Linked DNA regions of Mus musculus: region 2 is linked to region 1. The links are chromatin loops, found by intact Hi-C in ENCODE. Cell type or tissue: left cerebral cortex. All regions are shown on one strand.

Region 1 (5,000 bases):
TACACAGTTGGAGCAGAAACAAGAATGCGTCCCAACTTTCTCTAGGGATCAGTAAATGGCACAGCTCGTATTTGGACCCAGTCTATTCTGCCTCAGAGCCCTTTTGCCCCCTCTATTCAAAGCCAGTCCTGGCATCTGTTTGCCTGATTTGGTAACTGGAGGCCGCAGGCTCCTGAAGATAGAACACATTGTCCACCACTGTGGAATATTATTGAATGAAAGGGCGGGGCAGGGGGTCTGCAGCATCTCAGCCCCCCGAAGTGCTCCTTCTGGGCACGGTTTGATTTAGTCCTTGGAGGAGGAAATACCCAGTTTTTTGTTTTTGGTTTGTTTTGTTTGTTTTTTGTTTTTGTATGGGCCTGAGGCTCATAAAATGAATGTTAAGGAGCTATAACAAACCCATTTATGATAATCAGCTTTTTGGCACTATTAACAAAGTGTGTGAGATAACTTACAGAGGGAAAAGATTTTTTAAAAGTATTTTGACATTTATTACAAATGAATGCCTGTGTGTAGGTGAAACTCAGAGGACGAATTTGGGGAGTTGGCTCTCACCTTCCATCAGGTGGGTTCCAAGCTTGAACTCCAGTTGTATGGTTTGGCATTAAGTGTCCTTGCCTCTGAGCCATTTCACTGGCTTGGGAAATGCTTTGTTTTCACTTCTGTTCCTAATAGGGTTGACACATTGCTTTGGGTCAGTGGTGAGCAGCATATTATTGGGGGATCACACAGCAAAGCAAAACCAGTTAATCTTGTGGCCAGAACCGTGAAAGGGGAAGGGGTTACAGTCCCACAATCTCCTTTGAGACTATATTCTCAGTGGCCGAAAGACCCCCAAGGGTACCCTATCTCTTAAAAGATTTACCATCCCCCACACAGCCCTGCTTTGGAACCAAGCCTTAATCTCTGGGGCATCTAGAAGGCAGGCAAGATCTCGGCCTTTCTCATTGACTCTCCCCTCGCTGGCCCCCAGCTTCTAATGAACAGAAAGGTGTTATGCATTGCTAAGGAGTAATGGGACCCAAAACCAAATGCTTAAACATTTCCAAATTCTCAGGGAGTCTTCAGATTTAAATGGCTAAAAATCCACTCGGGAACCTCTAGTGTCCAAGGCAACTTCCTCTTTGTGGCCATACTTGGCTCAAGGCTGCAGCAATGAGCAGATGAACACTTAAAATTGTCACCTTATAAGTGTGCCCAAGCGGCTAGCCTCACAGTGACAGAGTGCTTGGTTTACCAAGTTCTGCATCTCTTCTCTCCCTTCATCTTCCCAGCAGCCTGGTACACACTCAGGGCAGGCGATGCGCTCCTGTTTGTAGGCGGGGAAATGATTCTTGAGAGGTTGGCCCCACACCACTCAGTTTGTAATGGCAGAGGGGTCTTTAGCATCTTACCCACCACATCATCTTCTGTGTCAATACTGTATTTAAATAGCAAGTTCCAGGGGTGAAAGCAACAAAGGATTTCCTTCTGTTGGTTTTCTTGCAACATGGGTTCTGTACTTCATTAGCGTTAATCTCTCTGGAGATCAGTTTTTCCAGTCTGTCATGGAAACAAACAAATCAACCAATCAGCCACTAGCGAGGGGAAATCTAGTAGAGAATGTTGTGAGGGTTTAGAAATGAAGAAAATTGGGGCTGGAGAGATGGATCAGTGGCTAAGAGCACTGACTGCTCCTTCCAGAGGTTTTTGAGTTCAACTCCCAGCAACTACATGGTGGCTCACAACCATCTATAATGGGATCTGATGCCCTCTTCTGGTGTGCCTGAAGACAGCTACAGTGTACTCATATACATAAAATAAATGAATAAATCTTAAAAAAAGAAATGAAAAAATTATTTTTATTTTTCAAAACTGATTCTGATGTATATGGGTGTTGTGCTTGAATATATATCTGTGTATCATGTGCATGTCTGGTGCCCATGGAAGCCAGAAGAGGGCACTAGATCCCCAGGGATTGGAATTATAGACAGTTGTAAACTGTGGAGTGGTAGCTGGGAATCCAACCTGAATCCTCAGGAAGAGCAGCTAGTACTCTTAACCACTGAGCCACCTTTCTAGCCCCTTTCTTTTATTTTTAAAGATTTATTTACTTAAAAATTAAGACTTAAATTTACATAAAAAGTTATTGATTTTTGTGTACATGTGTCTTGTGGTGTATGTATAGAGGGCGGAGAACTTTTTTTTTTTTTTTTTTTTTTTTGAGTGGTTCTCTCTGCTATGTAGGTACCAGGGATTGAGTTCAGGTGACAGAGTCAGGCTTGGTGGCAAGCACCTTTACATAGTGAGCCATCTCACTAGACCTGAAAAAGCAGTTTACAGTCTTTTTTCTTTGAGGGCGGGCAGGAGATAAAGAGCTGCAAGGCAATGCCAGGGCCAAGCTTTGAATATGCTAGGCAAGTATTGTACCATCAGCCACGCTCCAGCCCCAATGTTAAGTAAGGATGTTTAGAAGACTATGATAATGCCGACCCATTTTCAGTAAGTTAGATGTCATCTCATTTGGCCACCGTGTCTAAAAATGGCACTTGTTAGTTACCTCATTGTCATGTGCCGTTATTCCTCACAGTGTTTGCCGCCCATTATGGTTTCATATTGCTTGTCTGAATGCTCTCACCTAAAGGTAAAAATTGTTATGAGGGCAGGGACTTGTCTGCTCTTATCCTCTGGAGTTCCAACAGGTAAAACAATACCTGCCAAAAATGACTGTTTGTTGAGTAAGTGACAGAGGAAGGGTGTGATGTACCCGGGTTACAGAATGATACAAAATTCTGTGCGAAAAGAATGACTAAAAGGTTTGCTGGAAACTTCCTTGCCTCTCAGTAGAGGGGTCTACTGATCTGGCTTCCTCATACCTGGTCCTGGCTGAGTCACTGACACAGGCTGGTGTGCAAAGCTTCCTTGCTTATCAGCTTATATCTTGGTGAAGCAGCATTAGGAACCTATGTCCTCGAAGTAGACATGGGCCACTGTAGGGCACCCACTGCCTCTGTGTGGTGCCATTGAGAACAGAGCTGGGGGTCCGTTCCTGTACACTGCTCCATCTGCAGGATGTAGAGCTGTGCCTGACCCACCCAGAGTTTTTGTTGAGTAAATGAAGCAGCGAAGAGTACAAAGAGGACGCTCAGGGTTCTTCATCCTTCCCAAAGTCACTTGAAAATAAGTCCAGACCACAGCGCAGCCCTTCCCAGAGCAACGTGAACCAAGTCTCTCTGGAAGCAAGAAGAAACTAAGCAGTTGGATCCTCACTCCAAGGAAGGAAGAAGGGCAAACCTAGGCTCCAGATCCGGTTCCATGCCATGTTTTGGAAGTCGTGTTTACGTCTGCCTTCATCCTCATCCCTTCCGCTTCAGCATAAGCAAAATTATAACCCTGCACGCTGACTTGTATGCTATTATCATAGCCTGGCTGCTCCTGCGTTGAGGGACTTCGCCCCCGGGATCGCTGACTGTCTGTGAATGACAAATCCAAAGTCAGGGGTTGCAGAGTCAGCCGGACTTGCCTGCTCTCGTGCAGCAGCGGGAGAAAACAGAATGAAAGATTCTGAAAATAAAGGTAAGGGGCTGACATCAGAGGGGCGGCTGGTAGACGCTTGGGGGAGATGTCACGACGTGAATGTGCTTAGTTTGTGCTGATGGCTGGCTGCTTTGATTACTGATGTATCTTCGTAATTTTTAGTTATGTAATATATGTCCTCTTTAAGTGACTGTTTTCTAAATACCATGTCATTCAGTTTTCCATTTTTTTTGCGTTACTAAAAATATATTTTTATTCTTTATTTAATCTTGGCCAAGTACACATATCTCACAGTTTTCTTTATAATCGCTTCCAGAATTTTGATACTTTTATTTTGGGAGTGTTTATAATTGTTAATTATTAAAATGTACGGTTTCAGCCAATTATTGGAATAGCTGGAGATCGTGGTTCTTAAAACAGTTCGGGTTTTCTAGAGAGGCATTGACTGAGAATATCCAGATGAACGTTCGTTCATCTTCTTTGGGAGGGCTCAGCAGGGAGTCGTAGTCGCTGACCTTCAGAACTGTTTACCTTGCACAGGGATGTTCTGTTGCAAACTCCCCCTGCTCCCCGCCCCCCACCCCTCACTGCCTTTAAAAAAAGAAAAAAAAAAAAAAACCCACCAGCATGAATTCTGTTGGAGGGGAGGGCAAGGACAGAAACAGATTGACGTGAAAGCCCCCCAACCAAGGACTCTGGAGGATTTCGGGGTTCACCGCCGGGGCCCTGGGAAATTTCTGCCGCAGCGGGGGGAGGGGCAACAGCCCCCAGCTCGCCCCAGCACACACGTGGTTCAGGGTCGCACTTCTTTCTGCATCCTTGATTCTCTAGATCCTGGTGCCTGCCGAGGGGCCGACATCTCCGCAGCCTGGAGCTCAGGCCGTGCTTCTCCGCAGCTGCTCAGTTTGCTCGCGCCGCCGAAGCTTCCTGGGGCCTTGTGGTTTCCCCTTGGCAGGGCAGGTGCGCAGGTGCAGGCCGGTGGTGCCAGGTGACCGCTCGTCCCAGCCCCTGCCTGCCTGCATGCCCCGTAGCAGGTGTGGCCTTCCCCACAGGAGTCTGACCTCTGGTTGTTAAAAGATTTCTACCTGGTGATGGACAGCGGTATATGCACCCATAAACACCCGAGCAAAGAGTGATCATGAGTCTTTTACAGTGTGATGGATGCCAGGGGCGAGGCTGGCTTTCCAGTCTACCAGAAGCAACGCAGTGTCTTAATGGATCCGGGGTTTCTCTGATCGCGCCTTAAAAGTGACTGGGTGGGGCCTGGGGTTGTTGGCACCATCAGCTCAGAGGCTTTGGACCCTTCACATTCACGCATTGAGCCATGTGGTTTTGGTGCTTAAATTTTAATTAAGCAGTTCCAGGGAGGAAGAAACAGCTGTGTGAGGCCGGGCTGAAAGCATAGAGGACAGTTCTCTTCTGTCTCCTAGCCAGCCGCCACTCATGGACAAATAACTCCTATGTGGCCAAACTATTCAAAATCA
Region 2 (5,000 bases), 140 kb after region 1:
ACCCAAATTTCTCCTATCTCCCTTCTTCTTTTCTTGTATCTCTCATTCTTTTCTAGGCAGATCATAGAGACTAGAATTCATCTTTGCCAAGGCAGGTCATTGAAACCACACCTTTTCCCCAAAGCCAGATGTAAAAACGAAAATCACTCCCAATCTCCTCCCTTTTGCCATAAGAGTTGGCCACCTGAAGTCCTCTCTCATTCTCTGTAGATCACAAGGTCTCTTTTCCAGGGAAGGGTCTTGTGCCATATCTGGAGGGAGCGCTGCACAGAGCAACCAAGAAGAATGAATAGACAGACCCTTTGGATTCCTCTCTTAGTCCATTACTGTTCGGCCAGTCTCTTTCTGGCCCATAATCTTTCTGTGTGGCTGCCAATGCTTCATCAAACCTAAACATAAGATTGCACAGTACACACAGACTTCTTGAGTCTTCTTCAGCCTGCAGGCTTCTGTGTCATTTCAAACTATGATCAAATAAATTTGCTATGATTTTTTTATGTTGTAACCTGCCTTTTGCTATAGTTGTATTGGCCATGAAACTTTATGAATGGTAAAGGGATCACCCCTTTTTTGTTCCCAGAGTTAATATAATCAACCCTTGGTATATGCTATAGATGAGACACTAGTAAATATGTATATTAATATGAAATCAATGAATTGCTTTGAACTCTCTTAAGATAAGGTTTTACTGTTGTTTCTCCTCACTGTCAACCCCTGCCTCCTCTGGGCATAAGATCTACTATGAGAAGAAAGCAACTGATTAATTGCATTAGTGTTTCAAGACTTGGTCTCAGCTTTCCTGTTCCGTGTCACTATTTGAGCTTGAGTTTTACCAACTGTCTTAGTTAGGGTTTTACTGCTGTGAACAGTCACCGTGACCAAGGCAAGTCTTATATAGACAACATTTAATTGGGGCTGGCTTACAGGTTCAGAGGTTCAGTCCGTTATCATCAAGGCAGCAACATGGGAGCATCCAGGCAGGCGTGGTGCAGGCAGAGCTGAGGGTTCAACTCCTTCATCTGAAGGCAGCTAGTGGAAGACTGACTTCCAAGCAGCTAGGGTGAGGGTCTTAAGCCCCCATGGTGACACAACTACTCCAACAAGGCCACACCTCGTAATAGGGTCACTCACTGGGCCAAGCATATACAAACCTTGCACCGACTGTAAAGTGGTGATAATAAAATCTAGTTCGTAGCCTTTGATACTTGAACTCAAGGAGGAAACCCTAAGATTCATCTTAAGGACTCTACTCTAGTCACAGGCAGTCAGACAGTGGCCCAGGTTAAACAGCTGAGTAACATAGGAGGGGGCTGGTCGGAGGGAGATGCAGGTTCCAGTGGCTTTTCTTCTTGTGGAAATGTGGAATTGGTGAGTAGGATGGTTTTTGGTGCAACATCTGGCACAGGAAAAGTCCACTTTCTCAGGTAAAGTACTCAGTCCAGTTGTTGTTGGCAGAAAGCAGTCGGAGAGAAACAAACAGTGTGGTTGAGGGTGGAAGGAGAGTGGGACGGTTTACATCACATAATCTCTTTATTTAAGGTGGGAAAAACCTACCTCCTCACTAACAGATCTCAGTGCTTATAAAGGAGAAGTTAAAAACACAGGTCTGGCAGAGCAATTTTCTGAGTGCTTTTATAGGCACCATAATCCCCCATTTTCACCAGGTACGTTGTCCATGATGCTGGCACATGCCTGACACTGCAGACCCTGTGTACAAGCTTCATCCTGTACACACTCTCAATGGTACAATGGCTTAACTTGTTGTAATGGTTACAATAGTATTAACAGTCTAAAGGAGAACAATTGCTCTATTGTGGTAAGTTATGCAAATGTGCCTCTCAGAATCACTGATTGTATACTAGGTTCTTAGCAGATTAAGCATATATATATGTATATACATATATATGTGTATATACATATTTTCCTTTTAAGTTTAGAACTTCGTGGGTTTTGACTTTCTAACCTTGTCTAAAGAGCTGTTTGGTTCAGTTCCTATTCTTTCTGAACTGCTTTCTGTAGAGGACTTGGACTACTGGATGGTTTCTAAGATGAAGGAAGATTCCACTGAAGAAGGTAAGAATAAGATGGATCTGGAGGAGTGAAAATTGGCCTTAGTTACTTGCAGGCCTGCGTTTATTTAAGGACCTAAAGAAATCCGGACCCACAGAGTTTGTAATGAATGAGGGGGATAGACGGACGCGGTAGTTTACACAAAATGTTAATGTAGTTTGCTACAAAGCAAGCAAATCTATACAAAAGTCAAAGATCTTACATAGGGATATCTCTAATCCTGATTTCTGGTGCTGTCACTCACTCCCGATCTCTACTATATCAGCCACACACTCTCAAAACAAACCACACAGGCACACAGGAAGAGTCGTCCTGGAAGGTAACCTCTCCCCATCCTTATCCCGTGCCCCACTTTTTCCACCAGTCCTTTCAGGCAAGTTTCCTAACAGCCAGCCAGGGTGATGGTGAGCATCTAGAATCTCCTGAGGCAGAGCCTGGGCCCCAAGTCACGACAGTGAGGAAGGGATGGACCCCAGATTGAGAAACAGGGCTGAGATGTCTCAGAATCCAGGATCCCCCGAAGAGTTAAAATAAAGGAGTTATTCTGAAGTAATCAAAGTGGGAGGGGGCTGAGACTAGGAGCGGAGTTCCCGGCCAGCGGGGCGGTGCTGAACAAACTGGGAGACTACTGGAATGAAGTTCTGAGTGGCAGGAAGTAGGACCAGTAGAGTCCGAGCTATGAGTGGCGGAGGCGGGATCAGTCCAATGGGGTGGAGTTCTGCATGGCGGATTGGGATCCGTGCTGGCAGGGACTGAGCTCAGCCAACTGGGGGCGGAGTCCGCGAAGTGGAGGAAGGCGTTGGGGGAGGGTCTCCATGAGCTGGAGGCAGGATTATGTGCCAGAGTGGCGGAACTGTGGGCCGAGCGGAACCGGGCCCGGCAGAGGAGGAGCTCAGAGTGGCAGGGATCAGAACCAGTATAGGAAATACTGAGTGCCTGTAGGGCAGAATCTGGCATAATTGGGTGTGAGGTTGTAATTGGCAGAATTCTAAACCAGTAGGAATCAGGTTCTGCATGGATGGTGGGATTGGGCTTCTGGGGGCGGGAAGCCACGGGATGGGGCGGAGTCTAAAATCAGGGGCGGGGCCTAATGAAGGGGCGGGGCTCCGTTGGTTGGGTAGGAAGTCAATACCGTCAGGGGGCGGGCCGGGCTTTGGATTCGCGCGCCGGCCCTGGCTAGTCTGGGTGTGGGCGGCTTTTGGAGAAAGCCGGAAGCAGCGACAGCCCCAGCTCCAGAGACATGGCGGGCGTTAAAGGTACACTGCGACCCTCGCCCGCGGCTAGTGGGTGGGGTCGCTCCTGGCTCCAGGCTGCATGGCGAGCAGCCTGTGTGCGGGTGTGCGAGTTCCTGCAGACCGCGGCCTCCCGAATGCGCGGCAGAGGTGTTTTGCGGAGCCTATAAACGCTCGCGCCCACGCCCACGCCCGTCAGTTCCCAGGCGGGGGCTTCTCCCGTGGGCTGTACGTTCCACAGTGGTCCCCTGGGCTTTTCAGTTCTCCGTAGGTCACATCAGGGTCCCACATCCTCACCTTCCTGCCCCGCCGCAGTTTCCTGTGGCTTACAGAGGAGCCTTTGTGTCCAGGATGTGTGTTGGAAACTTGGTCCTGTTGTTCCCTTACGGTTTTTCTCGCTGGGCAGAATAATTTCGGGCGTGTGGCACTTTGGAAAGTAACCAGAAATACCCTATTCGACGCAACCTTGGGGCTGCAATTAGATGGGATTTTAACAAGACTTTTCTTGAGTGTTTACTGGTCTGTGAACAGAGCAGTATGTGCTGTTTGTGTTCTTGAATGGTGATGAAAGGAGGGTACCGAAAGATTATCACCCTGATCTGTGTGAATGCAGAGCTTTGGGCGTTGGGTGGGGACAAAGTTACTGGAAGGCTTCCTGGTATTTGGATTTCTGGTCATCCGCACAGAGAAGACTTAATTTATCTCTGTGTTGGACTTCCTTTCTTTGAAAACTATCCACAAAGACCTTCCCACTCACCAACATCTGTAAGATGGATACAGTGTATACTCATGTGGATGCACTGTACATTATCTGTGCACAACTAGTAACAGACATAGCTAACCATTTTGGGGGGACTTTTGTATTTCAAATCAAAGTAAACATGGTTTACTTGGGCAATGTCCACTGTATGACGTATCCATTTGAAGACAGTGTAGAAAGCATGTAAAATTGTGTCTCACTACTACAGAGTGTTCAGTCCTGGACAGAAAGTACAAAGTAGCAACAGTAATTTATGGGCCTATGTAGTGAAAAGGAACAAAGGCTATGAAGTAGACAAGAGCACAAGGAAGTAAAACTTTGCCCATAATTCAACTGTTATTGAGAAACTATGCTGGAGACTTGGGATAAAAGATAAGTGAGAAGTTTGGACTGAGTTGATTGCCGAAAATAATTATATTGCTGTGTAAGAAAATGATGTGTGCTCTGACAGTTGAGAACATAGAGATAATATAGTGGAGGGAATCATGTTGCTCCAAAAGATATGTTTTAAGTTGTAACTCCCTGCTGCCAAATGAGGGTGTGGCCTTGTTTGCAACTAGCAGATGTTATCAATCTAAGGTTGCCTTGTGTGATGTCCTTCAGATAAGGGGGGAGGGGGAAAGCACAAAGTAAGGATTGAAGCAGAGGGCCCCAAGATGGCTTGGTAGGAAAGGCACTTGCTGTCGAGCCTTAAGACCTGCGTTTGATCCCTGGGACCTACCTGGTTGAAGGAGAGAACCAACTCGAACAGGTTATCCTCTGACCTCCACACTTGCACACGCAGTATGGTGCATGGCTACAAGTAGATAGATAAACGTAAATAAGTAATTTTTTAAAAAGTAAGAGAAACTGGAGTGCCGTAGCTGCAAGCCAAGCAGTAGTATAGACATAGCAGCACTGGGCAAGGAAGTTTGTTCTCTTCAGAGACGCCTTAATTT

What was found. Hi-C counts contacts between places; a loop is a spot of excess contacts. Peaks named below come from ENCODE experiments on the same cell type or tissue, not always from the same donor. Only the 100,000 strongest peaks of a DNase experiment are listed, where the experiment ranks them.
Region 2: it touches region 1 in a loop (2.4-fold over the local background); 7 of 42 quality-filtered maps call a loop at or near these places.

The regions. Positions count from the first base shown.
Region 1 is chr4:101,504,628-101,509,627 of GRCm38, forward strand. It overlaps a transcript of Dnajc6 not described here. Among named protein-coding and RNA genes, the nearest start is that of Dnajc6, 43 kb to the right of the region's middle. In left cerebral cortex, a CTCF peak has its summit at 1,893 (motif pointing right); DNase peaks (open chromatin) are centred at 1,907, 3,330, 4,527 and 4,886; H3K4me3 peaks cover 1,817 bases; H3K27ac peaks cover 1,954 bases.
Region 2 is chr4:101,644,500-101,649,499 of GRCm38, forward strand. It overlaps Leprot (leptin receptor overlapping transcript), which reads left to right and starts at 3,284. Exons shown (of 4, transcript NM_175036.4): 1 at 3,284-3,326. The coding sequence starts at 3,311. In left cerebral cortex, CTCF peaks have their summits at 3,069 and 3,292; a DNase peak (open chromatin) is centred at 2,832; H3K4me3 peaks cover 2,169 bases; H3K27ac peaks cover 2,619 bases.